Regions from separate parts of the Homo sapiens genome. Here region 1 is linked to region 2. Evidence: read pairs that join two places in POLR2A ChIA-PET (ENCODE). Cell type or tissue: HepG2. All regions are shown on one strand. Links, peaks and the distances in the headings refer to the core of each region. The heading gives the core; the rest is flanking DNA.

The links. ChIA-PET counts read pairs that join two places held together with the same protein. Peaks named below come from ENCODE experiments on the same cell type or tissue, not always from the same donor. Only the 100,000 strongest peaks of a DNase experiment are listed, where the experiment ranks them.
Region 1: POLR2A ChIA-PET joins it to region 2 with 11 read pairs; 8 of 35 experiments call an interaction of 5 or more read pairs at or near these places.

The regions. Positions count from the first base shown.
Region 1 is chr20:34,706,859-34,718,898 of GRCh38, forward strand. TP53INP2 (tumor protein p53 inducible nuclear protein 2) reads left to right here. Exons shown (of 5, transcript NM_021202.3): 3 at 1,833-2,005; 4 at 2,378-2,666; 5 at 3,200-6,578. The coding sequence starts at 1,882. The coding sequence ends at 3,449. NCOA6 (nuclear receptor coactivator 6) reads right to left here. Exons shown (of 15, transcript NM_014071.5): 15 at 7,916-8,507. The coding sequence ends at 8,464. Among named protein-coding and RNA genes, the nearest start is that of TP53INP2, 8.5 kb to the left of the region's middle. RefSeq lists silencers at 1,667-1,961, 2,061-2,620, 2,661-2,920, 3,171-3,340. In HepG2, for the core only: no CTCF peak of the experiment used is centred there; DNase peaks (open chromatin) are centred at 5,813 and 6,723.
Region 2 is chr20:34,615,005-34,627,044 of GRCh38, forward strand. It overlaps PIGU (phosphatidylinositol glycan anchor biosynthesis class U), which reads right to left. Exons shown (of 12, transcript NM_080476.5): 7 at 1,038-1,135. Among named protein-coding and RNA genes, the nearest start is that of PIGU, 56 kb to the right of the region's middle. In HepG2, for the core only: no CTCF peak of the experiment used is centred there; DNase peaks (open chromatin) are centred at 6,837 and 8,189.

The sequences.
Region 1 (12,040 bases), core at 3,252-8,251, 91 kb after region 2:
GAATGGTGACAAGTGTCTCAGCAGCAAAACCGTTGAGCATCTTTAGGGAACAGGTGTGGAGAGTCAGTCAGGCTTCAGGTACTGGGGGAGTATGGCCAGCAGCCCCCAGCCAAGCTCTAGTCCTGAGGTAGGCTGGCATGGGGAGGGGGTAGATCTAGAGCTACCACCTTGGTGTTTCCATTTCTGCAGTAGGGGGCCTCCCTCTTCATCTTCACCCAGGGAAGGATTGGTTAAGGGCTTACCTCGGTCTGGGTCCAACCCTCAGTGCTCATCCTTAAGGGCTCCTGGGAACTGACAGCTCCCTCCCTTCATCATCACCTCCCACTGACCTGCTGTCTCACTGAGCCCAAGCAACCTGATCTTCCTCCTACCCCTGGATGCTGCCCTTGAACAGGAGCCTGGGAAAAGGGGGTCAGAGGGGGGAGGGCCTGCCGGCATGCCATCTTTACACTTCATATGACAGACACAACCGAGGTGTGCCAAATCACATGGTAAGATGGTAGCAGTTCTATGGGATTTCTGCTGGCCAGTGCTTTTCAAACCACACAGGCTCCAGGAGTGGTTCTTAATCTCTGGGGTCAAAGATTGCTGTTTAGGAAATCATGATGAAAACCAAGGTCCTTTTTCCCAGAAAAATACACATGGACCATGACCCCTGGCCACCAAATTGAAAATATCAAATTCAGACAGACACCCAGAAAAGGCAATAGAATATAGTGATTCTGGGTGCTGCCTCTGGAATCTGATTGTGTGGATTCAATCCCACCTTTGTCTCCTACTAGCTCTGAGACTTTGGGACAGTTAACTTCTCTGAGCCTCAATTTCTTAACTGTAAAGTAAGGACAGTAATTATCCACTTCCTGTAGTTGTTGTGAGGATTACATGAGGTAATATAGGTAAAGCTGCTTAGCATAGTGCCTGGAACATAAATGTTAGCTATATCATTATTATTATTTTGAGACCAAGTTTCGCTCTGTCACCCAGGCTGGAGTGCAGTGGCACCTCGCAGGTTCCAGTGATTCTCCTGCCTCAGCCTGGGATTACAGGCACCTGCCACCACGCCCAGCTAATTTTTGTATTATTAGTAGAGATGGGGTTCACCACGTTGGCCAGGCTGGTCTTGAACTCCTGGCCTCAAGTGATTCACCCACTTCTGCCTCCCAAAGTGCTGGGATTACAGGCGTGAGCCACTGTGCCCGGCCTAGCTATATTATAATGATAACAAGCAGACAATATGGGCAATTTCCTCCCTGCCTGGAGAACTCCTATTTACTCCTCAGAGTGCAGCTTGGATGTCCAATTCTCTGGAGACCTTCCCTGGCAGAGCTGTGTCATGTGTCACTCTATGTTCCTAAAGCACCCTGTAATAATAACTAATTTATTAGTTTGTTGAGTGCTTACCATATGCCCAGACAGTTCTAAGCACTTTATAAGTGTTTAGCTCATTTAATTCTTCCTCCTCCATCTTTTTTTCTCATTCAATAACTTTGGTATAGCTCATTTAATTCTTATTAGAGCCTGGAGGAGGATACTATTATTAGCTTATTTAATTCTTATAAGAGCCCGGAGGAAGGTACTATTATCATTGTCTTTTGACAGATGAGAAAACTAAGGCACAGATAAGTTAAATAACTTTCTAAAATCATACAGAAGATAAAAAAAAAACCCTGGATTTGAATGCAGAAAGCACATCTTCCCAAAGCGTCCGCACACATCCCCGTTGTGTGTACCCTTCTCCCTGCTCTGGGGGTGATATCTTCTGGCCTCTTCCCCAGGCCAGGAGTGGGGTGAACCTCAATCAGTGGTGGCTCTCACGTCCTTCTGATTCCCAGGTTTTTGCACTGCCATAGGGCGCCCCCGTGAGGCGCTTCGCCCCCCACCATGTTCCAGCGCCTCTCCAGCCTCTTCTTCAGCACCCCCTCGCCCCCCGAAGACCCCGACTGCCCCCGCGCCTTCGTGTCGGAGGAGGATGAAGTGGACGGCTGGCTCATCATTGACCTGCCGGGTGAGGCCTGGGTCTGTCTCCTGGGCCTGTGAAGTCATTCTAAGGGCAGATGGCCTAGCAGCGGAGGGGAAGGGCGCTGCTGGGGGACGGGGGAGTCCCCCAAGCCTACTGGAGGTGGGGTCACGGGGCCCCTTCCCATGAAAGCCGGGGCTCTCTCCTGGCGGCCCAGGAGAGGCCCGCACGTCAGGTCCCCTAGGGCAGCAGGGCGAGACGCCTGGCCCGTGGGTGCCCCGGGGCGCTGCGGACGGGCTGCGGGTCTGACTAACGATGCCCTTTCTCTCCCCGCCCCCTTGTCCGGTGTGTGTGTGTGTGTGTGTGTGTGCCTCCTCGCTGCTCCCCTCCTCTGCACGGCTCCCATCCCGCGCCCCGTAGACAGCTACGCGGCTCCACCCAGCCCCGGGGCCGCCCCTGCCCCCGCGGGCCGCCCTCCGCCCGCGCCCTCCTTGATGGACGAGAGCTGGTTTGTTACCCCTCCCGCCTGTTTTACGGCAGAGGGGCCTGGACTCGGTCCCGCCCGCCTCCAGAGCAGTCCCCTGGAGGACCTCCTCATCGAGCACCCCAGCATGTCCGTTTACGTCACCGGCAGCACCATAGTGCTAGAGCCCGGGTCCCCTTCCCCGCTCCCGGACGCGGCCCTGCCTGACGGCGACCTCAGCGAAGGGTGAGCGGGCCGGGGGCGGAGCCTGGAGGCCCAGGGAGACGGATCTTGGAGGCCAGGGTCCAGGCTAGGAGGCTGGGGTAGTGGGGCCAGGAGCCCGCCCCGCGCTCGAGGGGGTAGCGGCCTTGGGAGGGTTGCCTTTGAGACAAAGTGGGGGGCCGGTGGGCCTCCGGGCGAGGCTAGAAGCGGGCCTGAGGACGGAGGGGCGGGGCTTGAGAGGGAGGGGCGTGGCCAAGAGGCTGGGGCCGGGGTTGGAGGCTTGAGGAGCGTGGCTGGAGCGCCTAGGGAGTGGGACTTAAACAGAAAGGCAAGGGTGGAATAGGGGGTGGGGGTCCAGTCTCCCCCGAGGTCCAGTTTACCTGTTAAGGGCTAGAACCGAGGAGGCACCTCCGGGTTGGTACCCACAAGAAGGGCGTCGGGCACCCCAATCTGAACAGACACAGAACTGAGCCGAAGCAAGGGTGGGAGATGGCAGCGCCCTCTAGACCCCCCGCCCAGCTTACCCGGCTTGACCGAGCCTGGCTCTGTCCTCACAGGGAATTGACGCCCGCCCGCCGCGAGCCGCGGGCCGCGCGCCACGCCGCTCCTCTCCCAGCGCGGGCGGCGCTGCTGGAGAAGGCGGGCCAGGTGCGGCGGCTGCAGCGGGCCCGGCAGCGGGCAGAGCGCCACGCGCTGAGCGCCAAGGCGGTGCAGCGGCAGAACCGAGCCCGCGAGAGCCGTCCGCGCCGGTCCAAGAACCAGAGCAGCTTCATCTACCAGCCGTGCCAGCGCCAGTTCAACTACTGAGCGTCCACCGGCCGCGCCACGAACCCCTTGCCGATCCCGATCCCTGTCGGGCTCCTCCGACTCCTCGGGCTGGACACCGAAACCTCCCTTCTTAAAGCGTGTGAGGTTGGGTGATAGCCGTTCCTTCCCCGACACCCTCAATTTCCCCATCTCTGATCCTCTAATCTGCCTCTGAACCCATTCACCCTTCACCCTCACTCCTGGTCCCCATACCCAGCATCTAATCATCCATGCCCCCTACTCCTGGCCCCTCCATCCTTTCTTCTCTGGTCCCCATCCCTGTCTCTCCCTTTCACCCTTGCCCTCCAGTCCTCTACCTCTGGCCTGCCCCTATTTCTGAAAGCTTCTTCCAGTCCCTGATCTGGCTCATTCCCCACCTTCAACTCCCACCTTACATGTCTCACACTATCCCATGGTTGGCATTACACTCACTCCTGTTCCCTTATTCTTCATTCCCAGTAATTCCCTACCAAATGGTGGGGACCCTGAGCCCAGCTCTGACCAGGTAGAGCCTGTGCAGCCTGGGCTGCTGTCATTGCCCTCCAGTAAGGGCTCAGGGTTTTGCTTTTAGTCTCCCCTTCCTTCTGCCTTGGGGGCGGTACTCTGTGGAGCTGCTTAGGCCTGGAAAGGTACAGTATGTAGAAGAGGACTGTGAGACGTGAGTTAGAGGGAGAAGATGGAGGGAATCTAGGGAACGAGGCAGCCTATTGGAGATGCGGACAGGACAGACACGTTGAGAAGCTGCAGGGAGCAGGGCACCAAGGGAGTGTGCACTGTGCTTGCTCAGAGAGGCCAAACCCTGCTCCCAGGCTGAAGCCTGGAGTCTGCCCCCACTTCCCTTTTCTATAATCCACCCTTCTGCAGGCCCTGAAATCTGAAGGGCTTAGTTAGTACCTTGCCACTCTACCCCCAACACGTCACCCGAGTAGAAGCTGGGCAAGGCCCTACCATCCTGGCCGTCTGTTCACAAGCCCAAGGTGCTAGAACTAGCTTAGGAGACATGCAGGCCACAGGGCTTCTAGGCAGGGAAAGGGCACACACCCTAGGTCAGCGTGCAGAGCAGTGATGCTGGAGGACACACCATGGGGTGAAGCCATCCCAAGGCTGACAGCTCAGTCTTCACCTTGCCTCTGGCCTTGTATTTCACACCCTGCTCAGTATGGCTAGCCAGCAGTCCTGAGTAGGAGTCCAGGACTCCCACTGTCTCAATCTGCAAATTGTTCCTATCCAGGTTCAGGGCCTTCAGGGGGCCTCTTTTCATTTTCTCCCACAGGCCTCTCTTTCTTTCTAGGTTGCTGGGGAGAAATGGGTACCCTATGATCCCCCTCCCCTTCTCCTCCAGTAAATACCTGGAAGAGGGAACCTGAATCCCTGGGGGAGACAGAAGGGGCAGGGGCCACCAGCCTCCCCTTCTTGTGGTGAGACTGAATTTTGGGCTCAGACACCAGCAACAGCCTCTTGGGATGCCCTGAGTTGCTTCCCATTTCCTCTTTCTAGCCGTCCTTTTCTAGTGTGTGCTCACTCTTCCTAGGAACTTTTAAGACTTCTTGGTACCTATGAACATAGGTCCTCCCCTCACCCCAACTCTAGGTTTCCAGGCCTCACAGCCAAGCTGAAGCTTGGAGAAAACTCTGCATTCCCATGAGGGCAAAGGCAGCTGCCCTCCCTGACCCTATAGCCCCAGGCCTCATGGGGGGTATGTGGGGAAGGGATGGGGTATCCCCATGGATGCTGGGATGAGGACAGAGGAAGACCTGATGGGGTCTCCTATTCCAGGGAATAAGCCAAATTAACACTAAAAACGGATCAAAGCTCCCACGCCAGTCCACTAGGGCCCCAGTAGTTGACAGCCTTGCTCCTCTCCCAAGTTCTCCTTCAGAACCTAGTTGCTTTTATTCTTCCAGCTACCACTTGGGCACTTCACAGCCAGCCTAGGGTCTTCGGCACCTCCAAGAGCTGAATCTCCCTCCAACCCTTCTTGCCTACTCCTCACTGCCAGCTGGGACCTAGGCTCAGTCCTGTGTGGTGCCCATGATCCTTCTGGTGGGGGAAGAGTTTAAGTTATAGGGCATTTGGCTCAAATTTTAAAAGGCCTTTTGTTTACCTATATTTCTGGAGGCTCCTGTATTCTAGAACCCAATCTCTCACCTGCTTGGTTGCAAGGCTCATATTTTTTTGTACCTTTCCTATAGATTCTGTAGCATTTGAGTGTGGCAATATTTTAATTGTGTATAGATTTCTAAGAACCAACACTACTCAGTCTCCTGCTAGTCTGACTCCTGAAGCATCAGCCCTTGTCATACTGTATTGACTGTGTACGTGCCTTTCACCTTGAGCATGCTTCAGGATTTTTTTTTAAACCACAGAACTTGAATACATGAGGGAACCAGAGTTCAAAGTCCTATGCAACCTTAGGAGGGGGTTAGAGAGTCTGTTTTGATTGATGTTTTCTGAGGCCCTAGAGGAGTTTGTATCAATTTGTGAGTATTAATGTCAGTACTACCAGCACTTTGCCAAAACTGTCAGAGGGACCCGTTTCTAGAGTGAGTCCCAGTTACATCAAACAGTGACTTCCAGTTATTCCCCAGTAAGTCTGAGTGGTTCCTTCAAGCTGGGTGTCTTTCCAGCCTTTGCCAGTCTAGCCCCAGCAGGGCACCGTGTATGAATGCAGTTTGGTGCTGTTTTAGAGTATGCCTGCTCCCCAGCCCCCTGCCTGGAACCCTCTGAGCAACTTGCTCTGACCTATAATGTCTTAGGTGCAACACGGACCCCACCAGAGCTCTTGGATACCCCCCTAGATCCATGTGGCTTTATGTGAGGGGACTGAATGCAGACACACCATAGCCCCCTTCTACTACTTTCCCTCTCGCCCTGCCACCTAGTTCCACATGGAACCAACAAGTTGAGTGCATCCCTGTTGGGTGTTTTGTGTTGAGACTGGCTGAAATGAGGAGACTTTGACCATGTGACGTGTCAACAGACTCAAGGAGACAACCACCTCAACTGGGTCATGTGGCATGCCTGTGTATGTGTGTAACAGAATTCTGATTGTTAGACTGTAATGCTATTCCTCTATGGGAGAAAAAAATTAATATAAAGAAAAACAAATAAAAATATATTTAAAGCACATGATCCTTTCTGCCTGAGTTGAGCTTAAGTATGAGAAGCATCTTGTAATCTTAAGCACAGTAGTGGCATAGGATATTATGATAAAGCTGGCCTTGGTTCTGGTGTGTGTGTCATATGGGAGAGGAAGAGGGGAGATAAGCTTACTGGGAACAGAGCCAGACAATGGGGTCTGACTCATAAATGACTACTGTTAGAGGATCCTTACAATGCAAGACACATACATGAAGACAGCTGAAATAGAGATGAGAATAACAGCATGACAGAATGACCAAACTCATCCTTGTGGTCTCAGGCACTGGGTTAGAGCAAGGGCAAGTAGCCACTGGAGGGGAAAGGATGAAGTCTAATCCTGGGGGAGATGCAGCAGAAGGCTGAAGCCCAGGCTGAGACAAGGCCAGGGCCCCAAGCATCAGAGTCTCCTCAAGTTGCAGGTAGGGTGGGGCAGAAGCAGCTGGCTTTGGAGACTACACACATTTTGAAGAAGGACAGCCAGAGTGAAATGTAGTGGACATCTCTGAAATATACAGCACAAAATGACCCCTTTAATTTGGGAGCTGCTCTGTCTAACCACAGAACTAAAGGTGGAAACCTGACCTAAACTGGACTAGATTTTTTTTTTTTTGAGACGGAGTTTCACTCATTGCCCAGGCTGGAGTGCAATAGCGCAATCTCGGCTCACCGCAACCTCCGCCTACTGGGTTCTAGCGATTCTCCTGCCTCAGCCTCCCCAGTAGCTGGGATTACACGTGCCACCATGCCCAGCTAATTTTGTATTTTTAGTAGAGACAGGGTTTCTCCATGTTGGTCAGGCTGGTCTCGGACTCCCAACCTCAGGTGATCCACCCGCCTAGGCCCTCCAAAGTGCTGGGATTACAGGTGTAAGCCACCATGCCCGGCCCTGGACTAGATTCTTGATGCTGGCACAATCTTACAGGCCAGTTTGGGCTTACCTCCTGCAAGGAGGAGATGTCAGCACAATTGTTTTGGAGCAATCCACCATGCAAATGGAGGAGCAGATATGTGACATGGTGAAAAAGTGCCATCTCAGCTGCTGACAGCTTCCTGTCCCTAGAAAATCCTGGGTGGCCATTGATCTCTAAGTTGGTTTTGTTATTTGCATCAAAAGAAATCTGAGCAATATATATCAAAATACCTGGCACAGTGCTGAACAGGGCTAGTTTCTTCAAAGCCAAGAATGAGGTGAGGGAGCAAGTATGTACATTTTCCTCAACTTGCCAGGCGGGCATCTCAGGTTCAATGAGGACTAGATAGGAATTCCATCCACAAGGCTGTGTCTGCTTAGTTAAGGTCCAAAGAAAGAGCTGATCACCCAAAAATCCCTTACCAATAACATAACTTTATGTTCTATGACAATGACATTTATTTAACACGTTATTTCACATTGTACAAATCCTTAGATTCTCTTTATTCACTGGTCCATTTCTACAACAAATACATCCAAAACACTATATAATAAAATTATTTACAACATTTCCAAATGAGAAGATTGCTTTTGCCCCCACTACTGCTATTCACACACAGTACTTCCACGGCACAATACATCATTAGGAGATCTAAAAATGCTCACCCTGTACTCTAGGCTGCTTAGGAAATGTGAAAACTAGTAACATTTATAATGGCATTAGCTCCTTTCAATACAAGACAACATTTTAGAAACCTTGAACTTCAACTCGCAACACCAAAAGGGCTCAACAGTCCTGCTTTCCCCATTGCACTTTATGAAACAGGTTGCAGGGACTAGGAAAAGGGCCACATTATTAAAATTACTAACTGTACAGAAATTGATTTAAAAAAGTCACAGCTCAAAATTGCTCTTTGTAAAAGTCACACACATTTCCAAGTATCAAGTCGCAGTCCTGCTTGTTTACTTGGATTTTCTTCGCTTGGATTGCACCGCACTGGTTATGTCTGTGGGGGAAAGAAAGGACATGTTCAGTGGAAGTAACTCTTTACAGCAGTGCCCTTTAGACAGTCCACAACAAGCAGGGCAGACCTAAGGGGAGCCCTACTCAACTCAGAATCTGTCTAAGGGGTGCTCTGAATGGAGAGAGTCACAGGCTTTGCTTGATGACTTACGTGGGAAGAGGGTGTGGTCCTGCATTGGGCAGAATTGGAATGTGACAGAGGTGGTGGCGATGAAGCACACTGACTAGAGAAAGTGCAGGGTGGAGAGAGCCTTTGTAGCTGGGCAATTCACCCACTGTTTCCCTCACCAGTTCTCATCATAAAACGAAGTGTAATAGACAGACTGACAATGCTTTTGGTGAGAAATCAACGAGTAATGCCATAAGCAAATGAGTAAATTCTGTTAGAATGCAAAAAAAAACCTGCCTTGGGATCCCTTTTGGAGCCAAGCTATTGTTTCACAGTAAGGAACCATTTTTGTCATGCTATAGTCAAGGTCTAAACAACATGACCATGGGCCTTGGTCAGTGAGGGTCTACTATGGCCCAGCCAGTTATATCAAGATTGTGGAAGGCTGGGCGTGGTGGCTCACGCCTGTAATCCCAGCATTTTGGGAGGCCGAGGTGGGCGGATTGCCTGAGGTGAGGAGTTTGAGACTAGTTTGGCCAACATGGCGAAACCCCATCTCTACTAAAAATACACGAAAAACTAGCCGGGCGTGGTGGCGTGTGCCTTAATCCCAGCTACTCAGGAGGCTGAGGCAGGGGAATTGCTTGAACTACGGAGGTGAAGGTTCCAGTAAGCCGATATCCCACCACTGTACTGTAGCCTGGAGACAGCGAGACTCCGTCTCAAAAAAAAAAAAAAAAAAAAAGACTGTGGATACATACAGTCATGAATGCAATTCAGAATAAGCAACGGCCTGCTCTGAGCCCAAGTGAGCCTGAAGGCTTCATGGAGGAGGTGGGAACTGAGTGATTTACACACAGAATGACAGTGACATACAGGGAAATGACTATGTTTTGATTCCTTTAGTTTCTCTTGTACTATCAGTGTTTTAACTTAATCTTATGCCAGACTTAAACTGTGTTTCTTAAAAACGTTTTGGCCAGGTGTGATGGCTCACCCCTGTAATCCCAACACTTTGGAAGACTGACGCAGGAAGCTCACTTGAGCCCAGAAGTTTTGAGGCCAGCCTGGGCAAGATGGTGAGAACCCATCTCTACAAAAAGAAAAGAATTAGCTGGGTGTGGTGGCACATGCCTGTAGTCCCAGCTACTCAGGAGACCAAGTGGGAGGATCACTTGAGCCCAGGAGTTCATGGCTGAAGGAGTTCAAGGCTGAAGTGAGCTATGTTCATGCCACTGTACTCCAGCCTGGGTGACAGAGACCCCATCTCTATTTAAAAAAAAAAAAAAAATTCTACACAAAGTTATGGCAGAGTACAGTGAATAGCCTGAAGCTCTCCAAAGGTAAACACTTCTTTAGAATCTCATATTGACTTCAAAAGGTCACCTTTATTTCATATTCTGGTTTTAATATGAAAATAATGTTCTAAAATTACTTCTCATCAAGGAGAAAAAAAATGCTTCTAATATATCAATACAAAAGATGAATCAGATTTACCCATTTCTGGTAACTAGGCTGAATTTTCTGATACTGCATGTTAGGTTGTATTCAAGGCAAATTTTCCTTTGTCTTTTGTATCATAATATTTTGTGAACCCAGACTCTAATAAATATGTAGATTGTAAGGAAAAATTTCACTACTCTGTTAGCTAAGGTGACTGCTAAGAAGTGAGGCCTAGGCCAGGCGTGGTGGCTCATGCTTGTAATCCCAGCACTTTGGGAGTCTGAGGCGGGTGGATCACCTGAGGTCAAGAGTTCAAGAGCAGCCTGACCAACGTGGAGAAACCCCATCTCTACTAAATAAAGAAAATTAGCCAGGTGTGGTGGTGCATGCCTGTAATCCCAGTTACTCGGGAGGCTAAGGCAGGAGAATTGCTTGAGCCTGGGAGGTGGAGGTTGTGGTGAGCCGAGATTGCGCCATTGCACTCCAGCTTGGGCAACAAGATTGAGACTCCGTCTCAAAAAAAATAAAAAAATAAAAAGAAGTGCGGTCTAGATGAATTTCCAAGAGGTGCCCAGTACAGTAATTTCATTCAAGCCTCTGTTGGTGGAAATTTCAGTATGTTTGTCTTCTCAAAGGTCATGTTTTTTTTTGTGCCATGTGGTAGAATCAGTCTTTCTGATTTACTCATTAGTCTTTTACTAATCAGAAGACAGTTAATCTGCCAGGATGTTAATAATGGTGTTCTTTATTTTAATTCATGTAAATTAAAGAGTCTCACACAGCCCACATAACTCCCTAAAATCAACTCTTCAGGTCCAAATCTCAAGCGTTATTTTCACTGCAGCAAATTTGTCATTTGCAGTAAAAATAGGCAGGGTTTTTGTCTTGACAGTGTTCATCCTCAGCAAAACATTCATTAACTAGGTCAACTTTGGAAGCTTTTCCCTTGTTGTGATATGAAGGATCAAGTGGTATGTCTGAGAAACATATGTGGCTGGGAAAAGAAGTGGGTAGTGGGGTGTGGGGGAGAAGCAACCTCAGGCTCCCCCTCCTTCCTTGCTTGTTCCCATTTGTCACTGCTCCGAAGCACCCAATGAACTGGTAGGTTGCCTCTGAGCGTGAATCAATGAGTGGGGTCAGGAATAAACAAATGACTTGTGCTAGAAACTGCAAAAAAACCCACAAACACACCATTAAAAACCCTCATCTTTTGGATACTGTGGTTGGTGGGGAGAAGGATGTAAACTTTCATACTTCCATGAGGAAAAAAATAAATTTTAAACTGAGTTTGAAGTCTCTATCACCTTCCCTGGATAAATCCAGTCAATCTGAGACATAGAGCAAACCTCAGACTCAACATGTCTAAAACCAAACTTGGGATTTTCACCTCCAACAGTGAGGTCCTTTGCCACTGTTCCCCATCATGTCTGAAAAAAATCTGTCTGAAAAAAACATCTTTTGATGAGTTTTTTTGTTTTGGTAGTTGATTTTCTACTCCCTCCAAAATGTTACCACTTTTACTACTCTAATGAATAGGCAAATCACCTTTTTTTTTTTTTGAGATGGAGTCTTGCAAATTACTTTTTTTTTTGAGACAGTCTCGGATTGTCGCCCAGGCTGGAGTGCAGTGGTGCGATCTGAACTCACTGCAACCTCCACCCCCTGGGTTCAAGCAATTCTCCTGCCTCAGCCTCCCTAGTAGCTGGGATTACAGGCATGCACCACCACGCCCAGCTAATGGTTGTATTTTTAGTAGAGATGGGGTTTGGCCATGTTGGCCAGGCTGATCTCAAATTCCTCACCTCAACTGATCTGCCCGCCTCAGCCTCCCAGAACGTTAGGATTACAGAAGTGAGCCACTGAGCCTGGCCACAAATTACTTTAAGGTAAGAAATTCTAGGTAAGTGATGTAGAGGCTAATGATCCAGTCAGGGTGTACCTCAGACTGTGATTGGCACGCTGTT
Region 2 (12,040 bases), core at 4,313-9,312:
AGAACAAGATGATTAGAGAGCACGCTCTGGCATCAGATGGCCATGGTTCATATCTTAGCAATGTCATTCGCTGGTCCTGTGACCTTAAGTGACTTAACCTCCCAACATTCTAGTTTCAATTCATTTGTCTAATATGGCTAACACTAGACTAATATTTGGCTAATAATATGACCTACTCCATAAAGTTCTTATGAGGTTAAAATGAGACGATGCCTACAGAGTGCTTAGCATGGTGCCTGACATGTAATCCATTCTCAGTAAATGTCAGCAATTTGCATTCTTCAATTAATGTTTATTGATCAGCCACTATGTTCCAAGCATTGTTTCAGATGCACATACTCCATTTAAGTCCTATAAGAATCTTACAAGGTGAGTGTTATTATAAAGAAAAGTTAAAGAAATGAGCTCAGAGGGGATCACTAGTTGAGAAAAGAAAACTGCAAGATAGTTGCGTTTGCAAATATGTAAAATAAAATGCACTTATACATTCCCAAGGATATGCATATAGTAGTGCCCCCCTTATCTGAGGTTTCACTTTTCATGGTTTCAGTTACCTGTTGTCAACTGTGGTCCTTAAATGGAAAATTCCAGAAACAAACAATTCATAAGTTTTAAATTGTACACCATTCTGAGTAGTGTGATGAAATCTCACGCCGTCCTGCTCTGTCCCACTCGAGACATGAATCACCCCTTTGTCTAGTGTATCCCTGCCTGTTAGTCACTTAGTAGTTGTCTCAGTTATTCGACAGAAAAAACATAGTATACGTAGGGTTCAGTACCAAATGCAGTTTCAGGCCTCCATTAGGGGCTTTAGAACATATCCCCTGCAGACATGGGGAGGTCTACTGTAGTTGGGACTTAATGATAATTAAGTCCACTTTGTTTAAAGTTAGTCAAGTTTCTATGTGTTTATATTTTCAACTGGGAGCAAGCTTCCCACTGCCTTTACTAACCCGTGCCCTTCCTTTCCCCCAGCAGGGACCAGGCCATGTATTAAATGTCACTTGGGTGCTGGCTTCTGACCAGCAAGTGCTTACCTGGAGGAGATAGAGGAGTCCTGGGACAAACAAGGTGAGTGGGTACAGAGACTGGTATGTCGCTAAGGCAAGAAAAATAGCACTGAGGAAAGCACTGCCTGTAAAAAGAAAGAAATGTATGGAATAATCCAGCCTCATCAATCATGATTAGACTCAGCAAGTCCCTCTCAACACAAAACTTTCCATAACTGCTCAAATAATCACCTGCCAAGTGCCTCCTGGTACACAAGGTGCTATGCAAATTCACACAGTAAGAGCTTCTTGGCTTGATTTCCAATGAAAGGAAACCAAGAAAGTCAAAACCATCTACCTTTGGCAACCTGAGACACTACAGGCATAATTCTTATAAAATTTTGAGACCCAGAACGATTTTACAAAATTTCAACCCGAAGATGTATAAAGGGATCAAGTCTATTAACATCCATGTCCTATCTAATGTACCAATTTATTAAGCCTACAATTATTGCTTATGATATCCAGAGCTGGAAACCCATCCCTTTGACTGTTGCAACATTATCACTCTTTACAACAGCCCTTCCTTACCTGCTGCATCAATTTAGGTCACGTTTTTTCTTTTCAAATGAAAGTATATTAATTTTGTTAGTAATGTCCTCACTTCCTATATAAAATGGACTACTATGGAATCATTAAACATGAGGCTATTAAGAATTTGCAATGACTTAGAAAGGTGTTTATAATATCCTATTAAATGAAGTTTATAAAAGAGACATATATTATCATTTATTTTATAAAAAAAAAATGCACAAACATTTTTTAAAAGACGAAAAGCCAGCAGGCAAAGTAACTCACGCCTATAATCCCAGCACTTCGAGAGGCCGAGTCAGGCAGATCAAGATCAGGAGTTCGAGACCAGCCTAGCCAACATGGTGAAACCTCGTCTCTACTAAAAATACAAACATTAGCCAGGCGTAGTGGTGGTGACCTGTAATCCCAGCTACTCAGGAGGCTGAGGCAGAAGAATTGCTTGAAACTGGGAGGCAGAGGTTGCAGTGAGCTGAGATTGTACCACAGCACTCCAGCCTGGGTGTCCAGGCAAAAGTTTGCAGTAGGGGGCGGAGCCCTCATGGAGAACCTCTGCTAGGGCAATGCGGAAGCGAAATGTGGGGTCGGAGCCCCCACACAGAGTCCCTACTGGGGCACCACCCAGTGGAGCTGAGAAGAGGGTCACTGTCCTCCAGATTCCAGAATGGTAGATCCACCGACAGCTTGCACCGTGGGCCTGGAAAAGCCACAGACACTCAACACCAGCCTGTGAAAGCAGCTGAGAGGGAGGCTATACCCTGCAAAGCCACAAGGGTGGAGCTGCCCAAGACCATGGGAACCCCCCTCTTACATCAGCATGACCCAGATGTGAGACATGGAGTCAAAGAAGATCATTTTGGAACTTTAAGATTTGTCTGCCCTGCTGGATTTCCAACTTGCATGAGGCCTGTAGCCCCTTTGGTTTGGCCAATTTCTCCTATTTGTAACGGATGTATTTACCCAATGCCTATACCCCCATTGTATCTAGGAAGTAACTAATTTGCTTTTGATTTTACAGGCTCACAGGCGGAAGGCACTTGCCTTGTCTCAGATGAGACTTTGGGCTGTGCACTTTTGGGTTAATGCTGAAATGAGTTAAGACTTTGGGGGACTGTTGGAAGGGCATGATTGGTTTTGAAATGTGAGGACATGAGATTTGGAGGGGCTGAGGCAGAATGATATGGTTTGGCTGTGTCCTCACCCAAATCTCAACTTGAATTGTATCTCCCAGAATTCCCATGTAATGTGGGAGGGACCCAGGGGAAGGTAATTGAATCATGGGAGTTGCTGGTCTTTCCCATGCTATTCTCGTAATAGTGAATGAGTCTCACAAGATCTAATGGTTTATCAGGGGTTTCCGCTTTTGCTTTTTCCTCATTCTCTCTTGCCACCACCATGTAAGAAATGCCTTTTGCCCTCCACCATGATTGTGAGACCTTCCCCAGCCATGTGGAACTATAAGTTCAATTAAACCTCTTTCTTTCGTAAATTGCCCAGTCTCGGACTACCAAAAAAAATAAAATAAATAAATAGAAGACTAAAACCTAAGGCCACAAAGTTTATAGTGGTTATCTCTGGGTAGTGGAATTATGAACAATTTTTCATTTTTGCTTCACTGCATTTTTTAAACTTTCTAAAATGAACATGCTTTGTTTTTGTCATTAGAAAAAAGCTAATTTCTTTGAAAAAATAGCTATTCCCTTTCAGATGGCTTAAGACAACAGGATACTCTAAAACTAAGGATAGAGAGCCCTAGTTTACAACAGGAGTTTCCAAGTGGCCCAGAAATCAGTAGGATGCAACTGATGGTCCAAGATATAAAGCCCAACAGGTGTCTTGTAATGATGTTTTTTAAAATGACAATACCCATGCTCACTCTCATTAGTGTGGGGTCAACTATTTACTGAAAATAACAGGCGGGGCATGGTGGTTCACAAATGTAATCCCAGCACTTTGAAAGGCAAAGGTGGGAGGACTGTTTGAACCCAGGAGTTACAGACTAGCTTGGGCAACATAGTAAAACCCCATCTCTACAAAAATAAAAATAAAAAAATAAGCTGGGTGTGGTGTTACACACCTGTGGTCCCAGCTACTTAGGAGGCTGAGGTGGGAGGATCACTTAAGCCCTAGAGGTTGAGGCTGCAGTGAGCTAAGACTGAACCACTGCACTCCAGCCTGGGTGACAGAGTAAGACCCTGTTTCAAATAAAAAAATAAAAATAACACATCCTCTCAATGGTGTTTCATAAAAGGAGGAACTAGTCACTCCAGTCCAAGGAGTTTTACCCCTCTGCTAATCCAGCTCTAGAGACAAACAGGAAGAGATTATTGATGAGATCTTTCACCACCAAAGTGGTCTGTATACTTGAAACATCTAAAAACTACCTTGGAGGACAGACGGTTATAAATGTGACAATGTCACAGACGAGAGAGTGGAGAGAAAAGAACTTTGTGTGCTTTATTCTTCAAACCAAGGAAACTCACCAGCTAGAACAACCCTAGTTGACAGAAAGTAGAAGGGAGGCAGAGAAAGAGAGAAGCTAGAAGTAATAGGACAGAATTCTATGGGAAGGGGGGCTGTCTCGCCATATTGACAGTGCCAGTCATGATGTCCTGTATCCAGGGTACTCATAAATATGACTGTGTAGGAACAGGATCACGCCCAGCTAAGCTGTGACACCAGCAGTGGCAAGCACACATCTGCTGAGCCACAGACTCTAAACTCAGAACCAGGTCACTCTGGGATAGGGCAGTGGCAGTAGTAGGAAAGGTGCTGTTCTGGAGCCCAACAGCTAGGGTGGGCTAGGGATTGATTCTTTGATTGGGTCAAAAATCTGAATGATTTTTTGGTGGGAAACTGGCCAAGAGAGGGAAAACACTGAAAATAACTTTTTAACTTAACCTGGTTCTCTACGGATTGAAAGCAGGCGAGAGAAGAGGCCCATGTGTCTGTTACTAGAGGATGGAGGCTAATGCTCCAACTCCATCCATTCCTATAGCATGGTGAAAACAAACACATGACTTTCTCCTGTCTCTCCCAGAGGAGACACAAGGAGTGAAATCAACACAGCCATCTCTTGCCCTAATTGCCTGAGGTTAATAATTGCTTGTCTGAAACTGACTGTTTATGAGGCCCAAGAGAGAAAAAGAGGCTCACAGCCTAGCCAAATGGACTTGTGAGTTTTAGAATACTTGCTCCTAGGATCAGGAAGAAGCAGTCTTCCTTCCATAGACTGAAGTAGTCTTTGGGAAGGAAAAATCTGTTCCTCCTGCTATTCTTTGTCAGTAACTGGCATCAACATCTAGCCAGATACCCTGGCAACCCTTCACCCTTCAGCTCCCATGTTCTTCCTTCCACCAGTCACCAAGCCCTGTGGATCCACCCCTGGAGCATTTATCCTTTCAGTTCTTGCTCTTGTCATCTCTCTCCAGCAGCTTTTCCCCCTCCTCCTTAGCGGTCTCCCAACCACCTCCCATCCAAGTCCATCTACAGAAGCACCAAAGGAACCTTCTAAAACAGTTTAGATTGTGGCTAGCCAGTCTTTAAAGACTTCTGATGGTTCCATTTCATCTATCAGGTTAAGTCTAAACTCCAACAGCAAACAAGACCCTTCACCACTGGGTCTCATTTCTCCAGTTTCACCTCTCACCACTCTTCCACACACGCCCTGTCCTCCAGCTACACTGGACTATTCCCAATTTCTGAAAACATCATGCTGTTTCATTCTTCTGTGTCTGTTCTTAGGCTATTCCTTCTGCCCAAGCCATCCTTCTCTGCCCGCTTTCTAGTAGAAAGCATTCGTTTGATAGCCAGGTGAAAGGTCACTTTGTCTATGAGCCCAAGCAAAGGTGGTAACAACCGTTGATTATAGTTGACATTTATGGATCACTTGCTAGGTGCCAGGCACTGTACTGTATCCTCTGCATCAAGAACAGTTCCTGACTTGGACAGGCGCGGTGGCTCATGCCTGTAATCCCAGCACTTTGGGAGGCTGAGGCGGGCGGATCACGAGGTCGGGAGATCGAGACCATCCTGACTAACACGGTGAAACCCTGTTTCTACTAAAAATACAAAAAATTAGCCGGGCATGGTGGTGGGAGCCTATAGTCCCAGCTACTCGGGAGGCTGAGGCAGGAGAATGGCGTGAACCCGGGAGGCAGAGCTTGCAGTGAGCCGAGATCGCGCCACTGCACGCGACACAGCAAGACTCCACCTAAAAAAAAACAAAAAAAAAACAAAAAAAAAAAAACAAAAAAAACAGTTCCTGACTCAAAAAGGTCCTCAGGAAACATCACAACAGCCCTGTGAAAGCTCTATTTCTGCTTCTTAGAACAGCTTTACTGAGATAAAAACCACACATTCTACCCATTTTACAGGTCAAGAAATCAAGACAGAAACAGAAAGCTTCAGTAATGTGACCAAAACCACATAGCTGACTCCGGTACCCACTCTTAATCCCTGTGTTAATAAGCCTAATACTGATGCTATCTTATAATAATCTGCATATGTTTCTCTCTCTCCCCATTTCTCTGTGAGTTTCTCAAGGGCAACACATTTATCTTAACTTTGGCTCTCCAGCACCTAGTACAGTTCCTGGCACATGTGATAAATGAACAAATGAAGAAATGAATGAATGAATATCATTCAGCAATACATATGAAATCCTTTTTAAAAATATGAGAATATTAAAGGAAACCAATGTTCTTGAGGAAGAAAAACTTATGAAGTGTAATACACAGAGTCATGAACACAGGCAAAGCACAAAATAAATCTAACTCAAATAAAGCAGAGCCTGAAGAATAGTGGTTGAGGGTTTGTTGTGGCAGAGGGCTGGCACAGAGAATGCTCTCTGTGGAGTAAACTATTGCATGGCTGAGGCCTGCAGTCTGGGGGCAGAAACACAGTGCTGCAACAGTCAGTAGGTTGGTGTGTGGGAAGTCTGAGTGTGGGATGCTGGGACAGGTGTGGACAGGGCGGACGCACAGCCGGAGCAAAAGTGAGGGTGAGTATGGAGGCAGGCAGGAGACTCAGAAAGGGCTATGTGTTTTGAAAAAAGCTTGAAGGGGTAAAAAGGAGTTAGGAAGGCAGAGGAGGAATGATATGTGCTTGGGGCAGAGTCAGAGAAGATCAAGGAAAGTGAGAAGTGACTTCAAATATTTTAAACAAACTGTGCAATAAGCAAACATTTCTGGAGTTTGCTCTATACGAAGAGTGTGATGGGTGCCAGGAAACCTGGTGACTCAGATAGTCTCTGTCCTCAGGGAGCTCCCAGTAAACAATTACAAAATACAGGAGGAAAGTACAAAGGAAGCAGACCTAGCCCATCAGGGGAAGCTGACACCTGAGTTTTGAACAATGAGTAGGTGAGGCTGGGCAGTCCAAGGCTGTGCACAGGTTGGAGGGCAAGAGAGAATGGTGTGCTGGGGTGGGGCTGTGTGTACTGTAATTAGCTCAATATAGCCAAAACAGGGCAAGAGCTGGGAGGAGTGACAGGAAAGAGAACACAAAAGGGGCTCCCGTGGATGCTGGTACCACTCTTCCTTAATCTGGGTGCTGGTTACTCAACGTTTCGTGAAAATTCACGTATCTGTACACTAATGAGTTATACATTTTTCCGTATATATGTCATACTTCAATAAAAAGTTACAATCCGGCTGGGCGTGGTGGCTCACCCCTGTAATCTCAGCACTTTGGGAGGCCGAGGAGGGTGGATCACAAGGTCAGGAGTTCGAGACCAGCCTGGCCAATATGGTGAAGCCCCATCTCTACTAAAAATACAAAAATTAGCCGGATGTGGTGGCGGGCGCATGTAGTCCCAGCTATTCGGGAGGCTGAGGCAGGAGAATCTCTTGAACCTGAGAGGTGGAGGTTGCAGTGAGCCGAGATCACGCCACTGCACTCCAGCCTGGGAGACACAGCAAGAGTCCGTCTCAAAAAAAACAAAAACAAAAAAAAAGTTACAATCCAAAAAGTCTCAGCAAGCAGGTAGGAGTCAGATCACGGAGGGCTAAGCTTGCACAGTCATCCAAAAACATCTACCTACAGGCCCAGACAGGATACCTGAAATCATGTCTGAAATGGCAGCCTCATGTGGGCAAGAGCTAGGGCATCACGCTGGCCTAACCAGAAGGAACTGTGCCAAGAGGACTAAGAGTTTTACCCCAAAATGATATAACCTACCATTTGCTAGGGCAGCCCAGATGCACAGGCACTAGGCTTTCTATATAAGCCTTGATATTTAGCCTTATCCTAGGGATATTAGAGTAAATCAGTCAAATGTGTATGTACATTGGCTGTAGTATCAGGAAATTTCATTATCTACTCAATCTAGCTTTGAATATGTTATGTTTTCTAACTCTCTATTTGTGTCAGGGTGGGGGCCAAAAGCCTCAGCAAGACCGGGGGTAATACTTTGCCTCCAGGGACTGCACCTCACAGCGATCTGGGCCTGGGTGGGTGGCACAGCTACAGGAGTGAGCAGGAATGTAATGAGGTGGGGCCATGGGGACTGGTTCAGGACAGGGACTTCAAGTGGAGTAATCAGAGAATAAAGAGATTGGGTCACAGGTGATGATCTATACCAAGACAGGCAGAAACGCACTGGAATGTAGTCAAAAGGGCTCAGGTCCCACAGGACTATCAGAAAAGGAAGTTGCACCAGGGTGTGGGGCAACAAGTGAGACTGCCCAGGAGGAGGAGGAGATCCTGGGGGCAGGGCCAATGTATTACATTCCTTGCCAAGTGTGTTCTTTTAACGGGGCAGCCTCTCTCAGAGCAATCCGTACATATCAGTGATAACGATGATAATTTATTGAGCACTTACTCTGTTCCAGCCATGACTGTAAGCACTTTACTTGCCTTAAGCCATTTAGTCTTCTCAATAATTCCATGAAGTGGGTACAATTACTGTCCCCATTTTACAGATAATGAAACTGAAAGACAGAGAAGTTATTTGTCTGGGGTCACGAAACTAGTGAATGAGAGCAATAGGATTTAAACCAAATGGTTTTACTTCAGACCCCATGTTCTGACTGCATCACTGGGCCACCCTCTTGATCTCAATCAAGCACCATAAAAATAACAATAGGCAGAGCAACTAGTTATTGAGTGGATTCTGCTAAGGAAGCACGCTAAGCATTTTATATTTCTTATTTATTCCTCCACTATCTCTAGGAGGTAGATATTCTGGGATCAAACTGAGGCTCTTGAGGCTGCATGATTTGCTCAAGGCTACAGAGCTGGTAATTAGAATAAGCAGGCTTTGAAGTTGGGTTGACCTGACAAAAACTGAGTCCTTGAGTCCTCTATGACTCCTTCCATTGGCAGGGCTTTGGCCTACAGGAACCTCAACTCGAAGTGATGGGATCACCAGGCCTCAGGATCATCACTCTTCCATTGTTCCTCTAAGGCTAGGCTCCAGGAAGAGAACCTCATTGAAACCTCCCAGGTCTCCCTATAAGGCCTATAAGGATGCTAACAATCATGAGGTCTCTTTTATTTTTTAATTTTTTTTACATGGTCTCACTCTGTTGCCTAGATTGGAGCTCAGTGACGCGGTCATAGTTCACTACACTCAAACTCCTGGGCTCGAGTGATCTGAGGGATCTTTTAAAAGGGAGGATACTATTAAAAATAGCAACCAATACCATCTGAGCAGTTATTACACGCCTCCATACCATTCATTCTTTATATTCACTCTATAAGGCAGACACTCTTTCATCCCCATGCTGCAGATAAGGAAACTGAGGCTTAGAATTGTTAAGTGACTTGCCCAAGGTGATAGAGCCAGGAGACAGTGGAGCTGGGATTAGCCACCAGATCTGTCTAACATGAGAGCAGCCTGGGCTCTTAATCATGCTTGAATACCTTCTGATAGCACTGATCCTTCTTTCTCCTTGGCAAGCAAGTCCTGTCACATGGCCTTTTTTGGTGGCATAAGGAAAGCTGGAAGAACCCTTAGGTGGCAAACTTCAAGAATATCTCGCTGTTGACAAACACCAATGGTGAAAAAGCAGGACCATCTATTAGCATCTGTTTGTCTGTTTTCCTTTTTAAAGCCTAATGAAGACTACTTCCCAAGGAAGGAGTTTTTAATTAGCTCACTGAAAGGCAGAGTACACTTTGCCCAAGCAACAGCCTTCAAAGCGAAACTTAAGCTGCTCCACTAAACTAATATCAACCTGCCCAAAGACCTGTGTTCCCCAGCCAACACTACAATAAGGACATCACAATACAATGGCCCGAGGCTTGTCCTGGCCTGCATCTCTCAGAGTGTCCCAGGCAACCCTGGGCTGCCACAAAGGAAGCCAGGGGAAAGCAAGCAGCAAGAGTCAAGGGGACAAAGCAAACAAGGTCACTCCCTTCTGTGGTGTATCTGCTCCATGGAAGTCTGGGGAGCATTGCTAAGTTTACTTCCACTGCCCCTATCGTCTTATCAATCAAGTTAATTTAATTTCGTTTTTAATTATGTACTCACTGAAGAAACTTTGGAAAAAAAACATATGAGGCCGGGCGTGGTGGCTCACGCATGTAATCCCAGCACTTTGGGAGGCCAAGGCGGGTGGATCACCTGAGGTCAGGAGTACAAGACCAGCCTGACCAACATGGAGAAACCCCGTCTCTACTAAAAATGCAAAATTCGGATGTGGTGGCGCATGCCTGTAATCCCAGCTATTCGGGAAACTGAGGCAGGAGAATCACCTGAACCCGGGAGGCAGAGGTTGTGGTGAGCCGAGATTGTGCCATTGCACTCCAGCCTGGGGAACAAGAGCAAAACTCCATCTCAAAAAAAAAAAAAACAAAAAAAAAAAAACTACATATCTATACGAAAAGGAAATAAAACTCACCCATGAACTTAATCTACAGGAACAAGTATTATCCTTTTGGGATCTATTTTCTAACTATTTTTGTTGCTTTAACATAGTTGAGATTCATTAAAATGCTGGGCACAGTGGCTCACACCTGTAAGCCCAGCACTTTGGAAGGCTGAGGCAGGTGGATTGCTTGAGGCTTAGAGTTCAAGACTAGCCTGGACAACAGAGCAAGATATGGTCTTTACAAAAAACCTTTAAAATTCCGAGATTGCACCACTGCACTCCAGCCTGGACAACAGAACAAGACTCTGTCTCAAAAAAAAAAAAAAAGAAAGAAAGAAGGAAAAAAAGAAAGAAAAAAACCCAACTAGGCATGGTGGTGCATGCCTGTCGTCTCAGCTACATGGGAGGATGGGGTGGGAGGATCACTTGAGCCTAGGAGTGTGAAGTTACAGTGAGCTATGACTGTGCCACTGCACTTCAGCCTGAGTGGCCTGGGTGACAGAGTAAGACCCTGTCTCCAAAAAACAAAATTAGATTAAAAAAAATACATATATATAATATATATATATATATACACACATACACAATTTTACATTGTTTAAAAAAACATTTATTTTCATGTAGTTTAAAATTATATTTAAATATCATGTGCATAATATTCTACTACATGGGTAAACCATATTTTACTTAACCACTCCTCTCTAAAGTATTTTCTAATTTTTCCAGTGATTATAAATAATTCTGCGATTAATAACTTTGTACCATAAAGCTTTCTGTCTTTATTTCTGCATTACTTTAGGATAGGTTCTCAAAAGTAGAATAAAAATCAAAACTACAAACATTTTATCCCCAGGTGGATAGTGTTAGAAAAATAAATGAATAAAATTTTTTAAAACTCCAAACTTTTTTTTTTTTTTTTGAGACGGAGCTCCGCTTTTGTTGCCCAGGCTGGAGTGCAATGGCGTGATCTCGGCTCACTGCAACCTCCACCTCCCGGGTTCAAGCGATTCTCCTGCCTCAGCCTCCCGAGTAGTTGGGATTACAGGTGCCCACCACCACGCCCTGCTAATTTTTGTATTTTTAGTAGAGACAGGGTCTCACCATGTTGGCCAGGCTAGTCATGAACTCCTGACCTCGGGTGATCCACCTGCCTCGGCATCCCAAAGTGCTGGGAATTACAGGCGTGAGCCACCGCGCCTGGCCAAAAAAACTCCAAACATTTTAAGACTGCCCATGGTTGTACAAATTTATCAGCCAACTTCCATGTGGGAGAATATCTATTTGATAGAACATTTGCCAGAACTGAGAATTAGCTTCTAAAATCTTTACCAATTTCAGAGGCAAAAAACAAAAAAAGCTTTCAAAAGTTTTTAAATTTCAATTTGCCTTTTCTTTATTAATTATCCATGAGTTGAATATTTTTCCATAATTTTCAGTGATTTATATTCCTTTTCTTGTGAATTTTCTCAAATATTTTCTTTTTTAGGATAAAAAGTAAATTATTCCTTAATTTTATTAAATAATTTTATTAATATTATGTGGTAAAATGTGAACTGTAGAAATATAACTTGCAGAAGTTATAACTGAACTAACTATATTATATATACTGTTAGCAGAGATTACTAAAATACTCAAAGAGCTGGA